Linked DNA regions of Homo sapiens: region 1 is linked to region 2. A link is a loop called in an ENCODE intact Hi-C map of the cell type or tissue named here. Cell type or tissue: pancreas. All regions are shown on one strand. Each heading gives the region's core, and the rest is flanking DNA. Links, peaks and the distances in the headings are about the cores only.

Region 1 (8,232 bases), core at 1,783-5,782, 450 kb before region 2:
AATGGTATTGCCTGGATTTTCTCCTAGGATTTTTATAGTTTTGGGTTTTACATTTAAGTCTTTAATGTATCTTGAGTTAATTTCTGTATAAGGTGTAAAGAAGGGGTCCAGTTTCAATTATATGCTTATGGCTAGCCAGTTCTCCCAGAACCATTTATTAAATAAGTAATCCTTTCCCCATTGCTTGTTTTTTTAGGTTTGTCAAAGATCAGATGATTGTAATGTGCAGTCTTATTTCTGAGTTTTCTCTTCTGGTTTCATTGGCCTATGTGTCTGTTTTTCTACCAGTACCATGCTGTTTTGGTTACAAGACACAGTGTCTCTTTAACTGGCTGGTTCAAGGTAACAGAGTCATCATCGCAGCTGTGAACTGGGCCAAGGTGTATTTCACAATCTTACCTGTGAATCGGGAGCATGCAGAAGGGTCACATCAGCTGGGTGTTAGGCCAGGAATATTTCACAATGCTCCCTTTGGGCAAGAACCAAGCAAGAGAGTAACATCGCTCAGTTGCTGGGCCCAGCAATATGTCACAATTTTCTCTGTGGGCAGGGTGCAGGCTAAAGAGCAGAGCCATATCTCCTAGGTAATAGATGGAGAGATATGTCACAAGGTCCCCTGTGGTAAGGGCACAGGCAATATCTTTCTATCTCCTCAGTGTTGGGCCCAATGATATGTCACAAATACTCAAAATATGCAAGGCCAAGGCTAAAGAGGAATGTCACATCACTTAAGTGCTGGGCCCAGCCATATATCACAACACATAATGTATTCAGGGCACAGGCAGGAGGCGAGAATCACATCACCTAGGTGCTGGGCCCAGAAATACATCACAATTCTTTCTTAGGCAGACCCAAGTAGATGAGTAGGTTTATATCACCTATTGCTGGATCCAGCAATATGTCACAATACCTTATGAGGAAGCAGCTTGGGCAGGAGAGTCACATTACCTTGGTGAAGAGCTCAGAGATATGTCACAATACTCCTTTTGGATAGGGCTGAGAAAGAACAGTTACATAACCTAAAGATTATGCCCAGCTCTATGTCATCACTGGCCCAGAGGGCAGGGCTCATGCATAAGAGAAGAGTCACATCACATAGCTGCTGGGCAAAGCAATGTGTGATAATCCCCACTGTGGACAGATTTAAGAAAAAAGAGGAGAGTCATATTATTTAGGTGATGAGCCTAGAGGTATGTCACAATAATTCCTGTGGGCATAGGCCAGGCAGAAGAGTCACATCATGTGTTCGCTGGACACAGTGATAAGTCACTTTCATTTCTGTAGGCATGGCACAGGCAAGGAGAAGAGTGCCAACATCTCAGTGCTGGACCCAGAGGTATATCACAATCTTTCTTATGGGCAGAGTTCAGGTAATAGAGGAAAGCCACATCAAATAGACAATGGGTCCTTAGGTATGTGTCACAATAACTCCTGTGAACAGCATCCAGGGAGAAGGCTCACATCACCTTGGTACTGGGTCCAGCAATATGTCACAGTGCTTTCTGAGGTCAAGGCCGAGACAAATGAGTAATGTCACTTTGGTGTTGGGCCCAATGATATGTCACAATGTCCTCTGTAGGCAGAACGTAGGAAGAAGAGGAGTCACATCAGTGAAGCGCTATGTTCAGTGATATGTTACAATTCCACTTGTAAACAGAAAAACCAGGCAAATAAAGAGAGTCTCATCACCTGGGCCACGGGTGGAAGATATGTCACAATGCCTTCTATAGGCAGAGCACAGGCTGGGGGATTAAATCCCCCACAGGGGCCCACAGTGGCCCCCATGGGCAAGGCATAGGGAGGAGAGTCATATAACCTAAGTGTGAAGAACAGTCATATGTCAAAATTCTCCCTGTAGGCAAACCTAAGGCAAAAGAATAAATTCACATCGACTAAGTGCTGGGTGCAGCAATATATAACCATTCAGTCTGTCAGCTGAGCCCAAGAAGGAAAGTAAAATTGCTCAAGTGCTAGGCGGAGGTGTATGTCACAATTGCAGCCGTAGGAAGGTCCAGGCATGAAATTAAGAATCCTGCACATGTCCCAGTTCCAGGTATGAGAGGCGCCACCTCCTGTATGTTGGGTCTAAGTGTGTGACCCAGTCTCAACACTTTACTGAATCCATCCACAAGAGCCTCAATCCCTCCTGCAGACTGTGTCCCTTTAATGGAGTCAAAGCCTCATAGATATGCTCGATCTTGGTCTGAAGGTCACCTACCCACCTATGAACCAAAGCAATGTATGAGTTAATTTTTCAACTTCTACTTTTTTTGGATGTGAGATTCAGAACCTCAACAGTGGCCTGTGTTCATGTAGAAGAATGACAATTTTATTGTTGGCTGGGTGTGTATATGAGTGTCATAATCTCACCTGTGTGCCATGCTTTGTTAGGACACCCTCTGTAACACCTGAGGGCTTTATACAATATACATTAAAGTCACAATCTGCTCTAAGATTTTTGTGTTTGTATGAACCCATGATTCTACCTGTGGCCCAAAGCTCAAATATGATAGTCAACATCTCTCCAATTTGATATGTCTACATAGAACAGCTCAAACCTGCCAGAATTAGAAACGAGTTGCCATTTCAACTGTAGCTGGATGTTTACATATGACAGTCACAGTCCGAACTGTGAGCTGTGTCAACATGTGAGACTAAGGACCTCCCCAGTTGGCACTGTCCATATGTGTGAGGTGACAATATTAACAGTTTGTGGGGTGCACATATGAGAAACACAATCTCACTTGTTTACTGTGACACTCTCTCTACCACTTGAGGGCTTTATATGATATGTAAAAGAATGGTAATTTTTTATGACCTTCATTCAAAGAGGAGACTCATCATCTTACTTTTTTTTCTAAGACTAGCTATGGAAGACAGTATCTCTTCTATTGGCTGATTTGAAGTATGAGAGTAATCAATACACCTGTGAGCTGGATAAAATATATGTCACAAACCCACCTGTGGGTTGTGAGTGAGAAGTCATACCATGTAGGTTTTTGGCCAAGGATATGTCACAGTCTTCCCTTAGGGCAGAAATCAAGCAGGAGAGTCATATCACCTAGGAGCTCAGCCACAGATATGTTACAATCCTCTCCTGAAAACAGACCACACGCAGCAGAGTCATAGTGAAGTGGCTTCATTGTCTGGGGAAATACCCGAAGTTTGTTGTCCTGCACTGAGAAGAGTAATGACTCGAACACACACACGGAATGAGTTTCAGGAGCAGAAAGTTTAATAGACAAAAGACAGAAGAGAGAGAGGGAGAGAGAGAGCTTCCTCCTGCGGAGAAAGTGGGTCACCATAGCAGGTTTCCAGGTTTGGGGCAGAATGTGATCAATTTTATAGAGAGGCTTGAGGAGGCAGTGATTGATTTATATATGTCCCAGGAAATTGGTTTGACCAGGTGTGGCATTTACATAGCACACGAGGAAACTGGCCCTCCCACACTAATCTTATTATGCAAATGTGGACACCCACATGCATGGTGACAAAGTAAAGGGAGAGGGAATCGCCACTTTGAGTGTACTTGGCTTTTAGTATAGCTGCTGGCATTTACATATGCAAACTTCCAGCTTGCTTATCTATGCTTGCAGTTTGACTTTTCAGGCTGCTTTCTTTTAGAAAAGAGATGGTTTTTTGGCTGCTTTTCATTGAAGGAAAATTCCACCGAGAACTCTTTTACCCTTGCTAACTGCCTAAAATATATTTTTTTAAACTCCTATGTTATTCACCCCTCAGAAGATAGTATTCTAACTGCTGTTGGGGGTGTTGGACGACGAATATTTCTGGCTACTTCCTGCTGAAAAGGGGTGTCGTGTGGGGGATCAACAGCTGGGGCTCCTCCTGAGGTTTATTTAAGTGTTCTCGGAAGAATGGCATGTCTATGGGTGGTTCTGTTTGCAGCGCCATTTGGAGTTTTTTTCTAGGTAAAAAGATAAATTTTACAAGAAGTTTTAGAATATAGGGTTTTAACATGAGTATTAAGATTATTATTATTAGTGAGAGTACTATAGGCCATAACTATGACAGCAGAGTTTGATACCTGTTACTATTTCAATTAGTTGTAATACAGGTAGATGTCCACTAGATGTCGCTGTAGACTACCAGAAACGTTACTGTAAAAGTAACATTTTTCTTTGAGAAACACATACATTTATCCCCTTGGCTTGCCGTCAGGAGATAATTTTAGGTTCGGGCAATTTTTTATAACTTGTGATATGATTAAGAGAAATACATTATTCAGTGGCTAAAGTAACTTAAGTGTTAATCTTGGCCATTTCTTTCCTTTATTAAGTTCTTTCATGACTTCCACAGATTATCTTACAACATTCTTAAACTTTCTGACTTGTCCTAAATATCCTTCCTTTAAACAACCAGTCTTTTTAGGACAAGAATTTACCATAAAAGCCTTGCTTATAAAATCTCTTTTATAACCTTCTTTCCATAGCTTGGAGTGCACCATATTGCCAATCTTTAATAAAAAGTCCTGTCAAGCTCAGTGATAGTATAACTTTCATGCTTACTTCTTGTCTGTAACTATTACCCCTGCTATAGGGATAATAATTAAGCAAAGCAACCTTGACTAAATTTTTTCTACAATTATTCAATTATTATTCCTCTTATAAAGATGATAATTAGGCAAAGTATTATGGCAATTAGAATTTTACAACTAGAATTCCACACTGTGAGTTCCATAGTGTATAGTTCTACTACAAATAGTAGAGTGAATTTAGCAACTCCCACAAGAGTGATGTAGTAATTTTTATTTATAAATTTTATTTGCCAAGGTATAGAATTTCCCTTTGGGGTTCTATGAAGTTACAAATGCAATCCTATGAATAATTAAAATTTTCTTGTAAATATGTGTTAAAAGAGAAGTTTTAATAGTTGGCGGCAAACTTGGAGAGGAAAAATAGAAATGACAAAAAGTGTCCAATGACGTAGTAGTGAGCAAGATGAGTAGCCCTAAGTTACTTATCTTTTATGATTTTCAGCTTAAGATTTTCTATTTCTTCACACTGATATTCAGGACATTCCTCTGGGCTTGTAAGGGGTTGCTCCCTCAGCTCTTCAGGACTTGACTTGAGTGTGGTGTATCCAAGAGTTGATATCTGTAATTTTTTTTTTTTTTTTTTTTTTTTTTTTTTTGAGATGGAGTCTTGCTCTGTCGCCCAGGCTGAAGTGCAGTGGTGCGATCTTGGCTCACTGCAACCTCAGCCTCCTGGGTTCAAACGATTCTCCTGCCTCAGCCTCCCGAGTAGCTGAAATCACAGCCCCATACCATGCAGCCCAGCTAATTTTTGTATTTTTAGTAGAGATGAGGTTTCACCATGTTGGCCAGGCTTGTCTCAAACTCCTGGCCTCAGGTGATCCGCCCACCTTGGCCTCCCAAAGTGCTGGGATTACAGTCATAAGCCACCACGCCCAGCAAATACCTGTAACTTTTATTGCCAAGGGAAGAGGGGGTTGAAAAAAAACAGTGTAGGGCCCTTCCCAGCTTGGGCTTAGGGAAAGAGAGAGAGAGGCATGAGATTTACTGATAGCAAATCTCCTGGGTTAAATGAAGGTGGTCTTATTTCTTAGGGTTGGGCTACTGCTAGTTGTGTTAATTTTTGTTGGAAGTGAGCTAGAGAGGTTACATACTTAACCAAATTAGGTTTTCTGCTTTAATAGAAAAATCGTTGGTAAGAAAAGGCCATTTATAGAGCTTAGACCTAACTTTGTTTTTGTTTGTTTGTTTGAGACAGAGTCCCACTCTGTCTCCCAGGCTGGAGTGCAGTGCCGCGATCTCGGTTCACTGTAAGTTCTGCCTCCTGGGTTCATGCCATTCTCCCACCTCAGCCTCCCTAGTAACTGGGACTACAGGCGCCCGCCACCACACCCAGCTTATTTTGTTTTTATATTTTTAGTAGAGATGGGGTTTCAACGTATTAGCCAGGATGGTCTTGATCTCCTGACCTTGTGATCCACCAGCCTCGGCCTCCCAAAGTGCTAGGATTACAGGCCTGAGCCACCGCACCCAGGTTACACCTAACTTGGAAGGCATATTTCTTACCCATAGTAAGGCCATGGGAAGAAGAGTGACAAGTTTTTTAAGGTGTCTCTTGATAATATCATTTGTTCTATACCTTTACTGAGAATTGGGATTTTTAAGCACAATGGAGACCATATTCTGTGCCTAGCACATTTGAGACTCCCATGTGACAGCTGCCTTAAATGAGGGGCCATTGTCACTTTGAAGGTATTTAGGTAGACCAAAGCAGGGGTTTTTTTTGTTTGTTTATCTTTTTCTGAAACAGAGTCTCGCTTTGTCACCCAGGCTGGAGTGCAGTGGCATGATCTCAGCTCACTGCAACCTCCGCCTCCCAGGTTCAAGCAATTCTCCTGCCTCAGCCTCCTGAATAGCTAGGATTACAGGTGTGCACCACCATGCCTAATTTTTTTGTATTTTTAGTAGTGACGAAGTTTCACCATGTTGGCCAGGCTGGTCTCGAACTCCTGAACTCGTGATCCGCTCGCCTCGGCCTCCCAAAGTGCTGGGACTACAGGCCTGAGCCACCGCGCCTGGCTGGAGTTATTTTATTAATTAACACTTTTATTACCTCAGAGGTCTTTTCTGTATGGCATGGAAATGCTTCCACCCAGTTAGTAAAAGTATATACCCAAAACAGAAGGTATTGGATACCCTTTGTCTTTGGCATGCGGGTGAAGTCTATCAGCCAGTCCTCCCCCTGGATAGCTTCTTATTTTTTGGGTTTTAGGAGGAAGGAGCCACCTGTTCAGTGGATTATTTTTAAGACAGACTTCACAGGAATTAACAACCTATTTGACTGTTTTTAGTAAGTTCTCTTCTGAAAACAATCTCTGGGCATAGTGATAAGTTTTATCCTTTCTTAAGTGAAAAACTTGGTGAAAGATTCTAAGGATTTTCCTTTGGCTGAAGGCTGGCGAATGGAGTTTGCCATCCTCTGATTGTAGCCATCCTGAGGTCTAAAAATATACCCTCGAAAAGTGGCCCATTCTATTTCTGCAGGGGAGTACTGAGGCTTAATTTCTCTTATGGAGCCTTCCCAGGTTAGAGGGGCTTGAAGTGTGTTGATGCCTCAAGGCTTCCTTGCTGCTGACTTAATTGCCTGATTAGCTAACGTATTTCCTTCGGCTACTTCATCTGTTCCCTTTTGATGTCCCTTACAATGCATCATTGCTATTTTTCATGGAAGAAAAACGGAGAATAATTTTCTGGTGATACTTTAAAAGAGATCCATTAGCGGTAAGAAAATGTATTTTCTTCCAAATGGCAGCATGAGCATGAAGAACCAAGAAAGCATACTTTTAGTCTGTGTAAATGTTAGCTACCTTTCCTTTGTTTAATTCAAGTCCTCTTGTAAGAGCTATCAGTTCAGCTAATTGAGCGTTTGTGCTGGGGAGAGAGACACACTTTTAATAACGTTGTTTAGAGTGACTACTGAGTATCTTGCCTTATGTATTTTTTGCTTTACTGGCTATTTGTTACCTAAGAGGTCCCCCTAGAGGACAGTAATTGTGTCATGTTGTGTGGGGTGTAAGTTAAATTCTCTAGTATAATTAAAGAGAATTATGATTATAATTTCCAGGGTTAATTTGGAGACTTTTCTAAGTAGTAGAGCCACCATGGCAGTGGCTACAGGAAGAGGGGAGACCTGAATTAGAGAACAGAAAAGAGGGAGACTGGCTCTATTGTTTAGAAGGATGATTATCTTCCTTCTTTTAATTTCCAGAATCACCTTGGGATCCTAGGCTATAATGGCAGTTTGAGCTGCTGGAGCTGGGGGTTGGGTCCCTAGGACCCATTATTCCTGCCAAACGATCTGTGAGACTGGTTCTGAATCTAGTGACCTCATCTCTGGGGGCAGTTTGCTCTCTAGTGTCTCTGCCACAGCCTGCAGAGGGTTGAGGTGGCTTCTTCTTGATGCTTGGGCACTGCTTCTTAAAGTACCCTGACTTGCCAGACTGATAGCAATGAGCAGATGAACCTTGGAAATCCTGGACATTGCAGGCTTGCAAAGCAACTACTAGAGCCTTTGTCCTTCTCCTGAGTTTCCTCGCTTTCTCTTGGGTTTTCTCCTGGTCCCTATTATAAAAGGCTGAAGTGGCTACCTTCAGGAGGTTCTCTAAGGTGCTATCTGATTCTATAGCCTGCTTTTGTAGTTTCTTTTTTAATATCAAGAGCTTGGCCTGGCGCGGTGGCTC
Region 2 (8,232 bases), core at 2,710-6,709:
CACGGTGAAACCCTGTCTCCACTAAAAATACAAAAAATTATCCGGGCGTGGTGGTGGGCGTCTGTAGTCCCAGCTACTCTAGAGGCTGAGGCAGGAGAATGGTGTGAACCTGGGAAGTGGAGCTTGCAGTGAGCCGAGATCGTGCCACTGCACTCCAGCCTGGGCAACAGAGCAAGACTTCATCTCAAAAAAACAATAATAATAATTAAAAAATAATAAATCTGAAAGGAAATTTGCATGTGGCTACACATTACTTGTTGGTTACACTGTAATTTTTATTGTCATTTTACAGTGTTCAAGAAATACTGCTTATAGGATTTGTGACTTTGTGAAGTTAAAGACACTAATTTAGGTTTAAAACCTTGCAATAGTAAATGATTTTCTTGGTATTGGAAAATTATGTCCATCCTCTTTTTTAGTGCTCAAAAATGCTGATCCCTTTTCCACTTAATTAACTTTCTAATAAAGTTTCAAACTTTCTAATACTTAACACTCTTTATTTTTTCTATACCAGACAGTTGATTTCCATGATCATTTTAATATCAATTAATGTCATTGTAAATGTATCAATTTTTCATTTAATTGATCTCTGTGTATACATTAAACTCTTTGGTATTAAATCTATGTGTAAATGGTTTGAAATTGCACCTAACATATCATTAATTATATCTAAGCATTAATCACTCTGATTAATCCAATTTTCATCTCTTTTTACTGTTTTGCATTTACTGTGTCATTTTGTGTTTATTAAAATCTATAATTCCTTTCCTTCAAACATATTTCCAATATATGAAGTTTATGTGATGTTCAAATAGTAATATTTAGGAGGTAGTTTTAGTTTGTCATTTAGGCAAAATCAAGTTTAATGACAGTTTTCTAATTAATTTTATTCTTTGTTACCTATTTATAATATTTAAATTTAATGAGCCCATAATTATATATATACGCATATCAATGATGACTACAGTAAAACAATTTAACATATGCATGAACTCATGTAGTTTCCTTTTGGTGTCAAAGCACCTAAAGTTTACCCTGTTAAAAAATTACCAGTATATCATATAAAAATAGTAACTATAACCTTTAAACTGTACTTTAGTCCTCTAGATTCATTTATTTTATAAACTGAAATGTTGAGTTGTGTTTTTTCTCCCCCTAGTTATCATTCTGTCCTGTATCTATGTATTTACTCTTTTTAAAGATTTCATATATAACAGAAATTATGCAGTATTTTCCTCTCTCCCTAAGCTATTTCACTTAGCTTAATATCCTCCAGGATCATTTATGTTATCACAAATGGCAGTATCTTCTCCTTTTTAAAAGCTGAAAAATATTATATTATATAATGTATTATACACACACACACACACACACAAACACCTCCCCCACATTTTTTTTTCTCCACTTGTCCATCAATGCACAGTAACGTGATCCCATGGCTTGGCTGTTGGGAATGATGCTGCGGTGGGGCACGGAGAAGAGGGGAGTGCAGATATCTCTACAAGATGCTGATTTCATTTCCTGTCGACATATAATTTATAAGAGGGGTTGCTGAGCCATATGGTAATTCTACTTTTAGATTTTCAGGAAGCTTCATACTGTTTTCCATAATGGCTGTACTAGCTTACATTTCAATCAGCAGTGTACGAAGGTTCCCTTCTCTCCACACCATCACCAACACTTGTTATATCTTGTCCTTTTTATAACAGCCATCCTAAGAGATGGGAGGTGATATCCCATTGTTATTTAATCAGAAACTGTAAAATTCCTAGAAGAATACATAGGGCAAAACTCCTTGACATTGGTTCAGATAATAATTTATTAAATATGACATTAAAAGCACAAGCAACAAAAATAAAAAATACAAGTAGGAGTACATCTAACCCTAAAGCTTCTGCACAGGAGAAACCAATCAATGAAATTAAAAAGAAGCTTACGAACTCGGAGAAAATATTTGCTAACAATATATCTCACAAGGGATTAATATCAAAATACATAAGAAATCCACACAACTGAACAGAAAAAAAGAGAAACAACTCACCAAAATCTAATAACCTGATTTAAAAACAAGCAAAGAACCGGAATAGACATTTATCTTTAAAAAAAGATATAAAAATGGCTAAGAAGTGCTCAACATCAGTAATCATCAGGAAAATGCAAATCAAAGTCCTCATTTACTTTAGATTCTATACTTTATTTCACACAATAAATATGAATGCGTACAGAAGGTACAGTAATCTCCATCCTACAACAGAGGACCCTGAGACTGGTGACTCTGGAATGCATCTGCATGGAGCCGGCCTGGGGTGGGGCGGGGGGGATGATGCTGAAAAGGACAGCAGATGACGTAGAACCAGGGGCAGCGACTCACCTGGGACCCCTCAGCAGAGGAGCCTCGGTCGGTCCCCAAAGCTCAACAGCACCCTCTGGGGACCTGCTCCCTGCTGGCTTGGTCAGCACCATGGACAGAGGATAGGTGAGCGAGGCAGAGTCAGAAAAATACAATGGGAGGACAGCCAGGTGCCCTAATCCAGAGCTGCTGGCTGACAGCCCTAAGAACCCCCCTGAGGCTAGGGATGAGGTAAAGGGCCAAGCTGGCCACCTGTGGGGCCCTCAGACAACCTCATTGCCTCTGGTGCCACCCCAGCAGTGCACAGCAGCACAAGTGGACAAGGCAGGCATGTGGATGGATCTGGGGAGTCTTGCTCAGGAGCTCTGACAGGACAAGGGTAAAAAAAGGGCTACTGTGGCTGGAGAGAGGGTCACAGCCTCTGGGTCAGACACGATGGAGAAATGAGGAAAAGTGAAGGGGTGGTGGCCAATATGTAGGAGAGGCAAGTGGATGCAGGATGGTCAGAGTCCGTTAGACAGGATGGGCTCCAGATGCATCCTCGGTGTACTGGGCACTTCTCAGCCTTCCTGGAACTGAGCCTGGTGATGTGGTCACTTTTGGGGAGACTGCTGTCAGGGCCCAGCCACACACCCCTGGGCAGCACTGTCCCATCGCAGGACTGGACTTTCTCAGGTCCCATAGGGGATGCTGCCTGTAGCCCAGAAGGGGCGGCCCCATTGTGCACCCTGAGCCCCCATGGATCCTGAGCAGCCCCTGCCTGGCCCTATGCTCCCTCTGCTCTCTTGCCCCGGCCCCTCCTGAGTGTCAGCCGCATGGAGGCCCTGTCTGTCCTTTCTTCCCTATGCAGGCTCCTGGGCTGAGACCTGGGTCAGATGGGGATGGGGCTGGTTCTTCCCTGAGACCTGCTCAGGAAAGGGGACAGCCCCCAGGCTTTTTTGGACTATTTGTGGATACTTTGTTTACATTTTGAATATTAAATGTGCATCATCTTGTTGGCCACGCAGTCCTGCAGGCATCAGTGCCCTAGCTGTCCTGTGAGTCCTCATGCAGAGCAGTGCCATTATGGTCAGCCCTTGTGAATAAGTGAGTATACCCTGAAGCTGACTTCCATCTGTGTCCTGCACTCTGATCCAGCACTCTCTACGGAAATAGTTGTCATTTCCTCAGTGATGGTGTGCCTTATAGTGATGGCTGTAATGGTGAACGGCTAGTGTCATTTTTCAAATTTTGTTTTGCTTTTTCATGGTGGATAAGATGAAATTTTAGTTGTTTCAGCACCAATCCAACTTAAAAGCATCTTGGACTTTGTTTTCCCTTCCAAATTAAAAGATCAAGGCATGTATTAGACACAAGCATATTTGTTGCCTCAACTCCTCTGACACCCATATTAGGAAAAGGCCTGCCACCAAAGCCGGAAGCTGCAAACTCCTAACCCTTCTCCCAGGGCGTGGGGTCCCTTGACACCATAAAGAGCTACTGCAAGGTGCTTCTGTACTTTTTCAGCCTGGAAATGGAGGGTGAACGGCGCTGGCTCCTGCTATGAGAAGAAAACCGGCCTCATTTTCTCAGTGCCCCAGAGATCTAGGACAGGATTTCTAAATTAGAATCATCCTTAATCAGCTTGAAGATCCCCCAAGAGGCATTTGACTGGTGCTGCCATCTGTGTCCTCAAAGCAATGTTGGTGGCAGCGTCCTGTGTACACATGCAGAGCTAATACCCAAACTAAAATACTGGGTAACTGGCCCTGAAGTGCTTCCCAATCAGTAAGCCCACAGGAAAATGTTTGATTTTTATGTTTTGTTGGATTTTGGTTTGCTTGGCATATCTAAAGGTGCCTTTTCTTTTCTTTTTCTTTTTTTGTTCTTCTTTTTTTTTTTTTTTTTGCTTTCTGCTTTGTTTTATAGGACTTGTTCTAAACATGGAAAACAAGTCCAGAAGACTCTCCCTCTGACTATTACCTTTGCCCCAAGCCACCCCAAACTTTTATGCTCGCATTTTATTAAAGCAGATGCTCCCTGGAATCTCTGGGACCATTTTGAGGCATTTGAAAGCAGAATACAGAGTGGTCTCATCTCCTTCCTTAATCTTCCTGGTGGTTGGGATGTTCCACTTGTATTATAGATTTTTTTTATTACTGATGTGCTCTGCTGTATTTAAATGTGAACTTGCTTGCAAATGTGCAGATTCAATGATCTTGTTACAGATTAAATAAATTTTTATTTTGAAAAAAATTGAAAACTGATTTTCTTGAGACAAATGAAAATGAAAATACCACATATCAAAAAAATTTGAGATACAGCAAAAGCAGTTATAAGAGAAAAGTTTATAACAATAAACACCTACATGAAAAAGAAGATATATTTCTAATAAATAACCTAATATTACATCTCAAAGAACCAGCAAAACAAGAAGAAACAAATGTCAAAAAGTAGAAGGGAAGAAATAACAAAAATCCAAGTAAAAATAAATAAAATAGAGAATTAAAAATTGAAAATACAAATGATGAAGTTGGTTTTTTGAAATAATAAAATCAACACTTCCTAATAGACTAAGAAAGTAACAGAGAAGAGTCAAATAAATAAAAGTAGAAATAAAAAGGGAGAAATCACAACTGCTACCACAGACATACAAAGGATCACAAGAGACTATTAAGATCAACTGTATGTCAATAAAATGAAAAACTGGGAAAAAAATAGATAAATCTGTGGAAACATGCAACCTATCAAGATTAAATCATGAAAAAATAGCAAATATAAAAAGACAAATAATTAGTAACAAGATCAAACTAGAAATAAAAACTCTCCTCTCAAAGAAAAGCCCAGGGACTAATGGCTTTACTGTTAACGTCTGAAAACATTTAAAGAAGAATTAATACCAATACTTCTTAAATCTTTACAAAATATGAAAGAGGAGGAAATTACTGCAAACTCATTCTACAAGGCCAGTATTACCATGATACCAAAATCACAACAGAAAGTAAAACTACGGATCAATATCTCTCATGAACACAGATGCAAAAATATTTGAAAAAATGCCAGGAATTTGAACTCAACAACATTTTAAAAAGAATATTTACCATGAGAAAGCGGAGTTTATCCCAAAGATGCAAAAATGGTTCAATATAGTCATATCAATAAACAAGATTCATCATAACATAATCAAAGTCAAAAACTATATAGTCATTTCAACACATCCAAAAACATGTATTCAGTAAAATTTAGCACCGCTCATAAAGAGTTTTAAAGATAAAAACTCTCTAAAATTTCGATATTGGAGGAACATACCTCCACAAAATAAAAAGCCACATATGAAAAACCAATAGCTAACATCATACTAAATGGGGGAAAATTAAAAGCCCTTCCCCAAGATATGTAACCAGGCAAGTATGCCCACCTCTACCATTTTTTTTCAACATAGTACTTGAAGTCCCAGCCAGAGCAACTATGCAAGAGAAAGAAAAAAAGGACATCTGAATTGGTAAAAAGGAAGTGAAGTTGTTTTTGTTCACTGATGGCATGATTATGTATATAGAAAATCTTGATTCCATTAAGAAACTATTAGAACTAATACATTAACTTACTAAAGTGGCAGGATGCCAAATCAACATACAAAATAAGTAGCATTTCTATATGTCAGTAACAAAGTATTTGAAAAAGAAATTAAGAATTAAGAAAGCAATCTTATAAATAATTGCTACAGAGTAAAATAAAATACCTAGAAATAAATTTAACCAAGGAGGTGTAAGAGATCTACAATAATTATTAGGTTGGTGCAGAAGTAATTGCAGTTTTTGCTATTAAAAGTAACGTAAACAGTAATATAAAACACTGATGAAAAAAATTAACTATACCAAAAAAGCATATTCTGCCTTCATATTTGAAGAATAATATAATTAATATGTTTGCATTTTCCAAAATGATCTACATATTTATGACAATTTTCATCAAAATGTCAATGAAATTCTAGAAATCTAGAAATAGAAATAGAAAAAAAATAAAATTCAAATGAAATAAAAAAATACCAAAAATAGCCAAAGTAATCTTGAGAGAAAGAACACACACAAAGCTGGACATATCGCATCACGTGACTTCAAGACATACTACAAATCTATGGTAACAAAAACAACATGGTACTGTCAATAACAACAGACACTTAGACCAGTGGAACAGATTAGAGAACCCAGAAATAAATCCACACTAAAAAGACAGATGATTTTTTGACAAAGGTGACAAGAACACACATTGGAGAAAAATAGTCTCTTCAATAAATGATGCTGAAAAAAACTGTATATCTACATGCAGGCTAGTAAAACCAGATCCTTATTTCTTACCATATTAAAAAATCCACTTCAATGCATTAAGAACTTAAGTATACAACCCAAAACTATAATACTACTTGAAGAAAACAAATGGGGAATTCTGTATGACATTGATCTTTAAATGAAATTTTTGTATAGGACCTCAAGAGCATAGGCAACAATAGAAAATAAGGCAAGTAGATTATATCAAACTAAAAGGGTGCAAAGCAAACAAAGCAATCAACATAGTGAAGAGACAAGATACAGAATGGGAACAAACATTTGCAAACCATACAAATATCCTGAGTATATAAAGGATTCAAACAACTAACCAGCAAGCAAACAAACCACACAACAAAACAAATAATCCAATTTAAAAATGACAAAATACCTTAATAGACAGTTTTCCAAAAAAAGTGTACAAATGACTGGCAGGTTTATAACAAAATGCTCAACATTACTAACTATAAGGGAAATGAAAATTGAAGCTATAATGAGATATCCTCCCGCCCTAGTAACAATGGCTAGTACCAAGAAGACAAAATATAACAAATACACATGAGGCTGTAGTGAGAGGAAAACTCTTTGTCACTGTTGATGGGGATGTAGCTTAGTACAATCATTATAAAAAGTAGTATGGTGAGTTCTCAAAAAATTAAAAATAGAGCTAACATATGGTTCATTATTGAACTACTGTTATATAGCCAAAGTAATTAAAATCAGTATGTCAAAAAGATATTTGCACTATCAGTTTATTCCAGCACTATTCACGGTAGCCAAGAGATGAAATCAAAACGCGTCCATCAATAAATAAATATATAAAGAAAACGTGGTATATAGACACAATGGAATGCTATTTGACTTTGGAAAGGAACAAAATACTGTCATTTGTGGCAATATGTGTGAACCTAGATAATATAATGTTCAATGAAATAAACCATAGACTGAAAAACAAATACTGTATGTGCTCACTAATAAGTGGAATATAGGAAAGCTGATCTTGCAGAAGTTAAGCATAGACTGGTGTTGGCCCGGCGTAGTGGCTCACATCTCTAATCCCAGCACTTTGGGAGGCCGAGGCAGGCGGATCACGAGGTCAGGAGATCGAGACCATCCTGGCTAACACGGTGAAACCACATCTCTACTAAAAATACAAAAATTTAGCGGGGTGTGGTGGCGGGCGCCTGTAGTCCCAGCTACTCGGGAGCCTGAGGCAGGAGAATGGCATGAACCCGGGAGGCAGAGCTTGCAGTGAGCCGAGATGGCGCCACTGAACTCCAGCCTGGGCGACAGAGCGAGACTCCGTTTCAAAAAAAAAAAAAAAAAAGCATACACTGGTGGTTACCAGAGTCTGGGGATGGGTCTGGGAAGAAAAAGATTAAGGGAGGCCATTCATTGGGTGCAAAGTTACAGTCAGATAGAAAAAATAAGTTCTGATGTTCTATTACACAGTTGGGTGACTATAACAACTATGGTATAACAACGACATATATTTTACAATAGCTAGAAAACAGTAACTTGAAAGTCATTACTATAAAGAAATGATAATGGCTTGAGATAATGAACATGCTGATTACCCTA

Evidence for each region. Hi-C counts contacts between places; a loop is a spot of excess contacts. Peaks named below come from ENCODE experiments on the same cell type or tissue, not always from the same donor. Only the 100,000 strongest peaks of a DNase experiment are listed, where the experiment ranks them.
Region 1: it touches region 2 in a loop (12-fold over the local background); 81 of 110 quality-filtered maps call a loop at or near these places.

Annotation. Positions count from the first base shown.
Region 1 is chr7:64,621,151-64,629,382 of GRCh38, reverse strand. No RefSeq gene overlaps it. Among named protein-coding and RNA genes, the nearest start is that of ZNF107, 41 kb to the left of the region's middle. In pancreas, for the core only: a CTCF peak has its summit at 4,087 (motif pointing right); no DNase peak of the experiment used is centred there.
Region 2 is chr7:64,169,374-64,177,605 of GRCh38, reverse strand. No RefSeq gene overlaps it. Among named protein-coding and RNA genes, the nearest start is that of ZNF735, 34 kb to the left of the region's middle. In pancreas, for the core only: no CTCF peak of the experiment used is centred there; no DNase peak of the experiment used is centred there.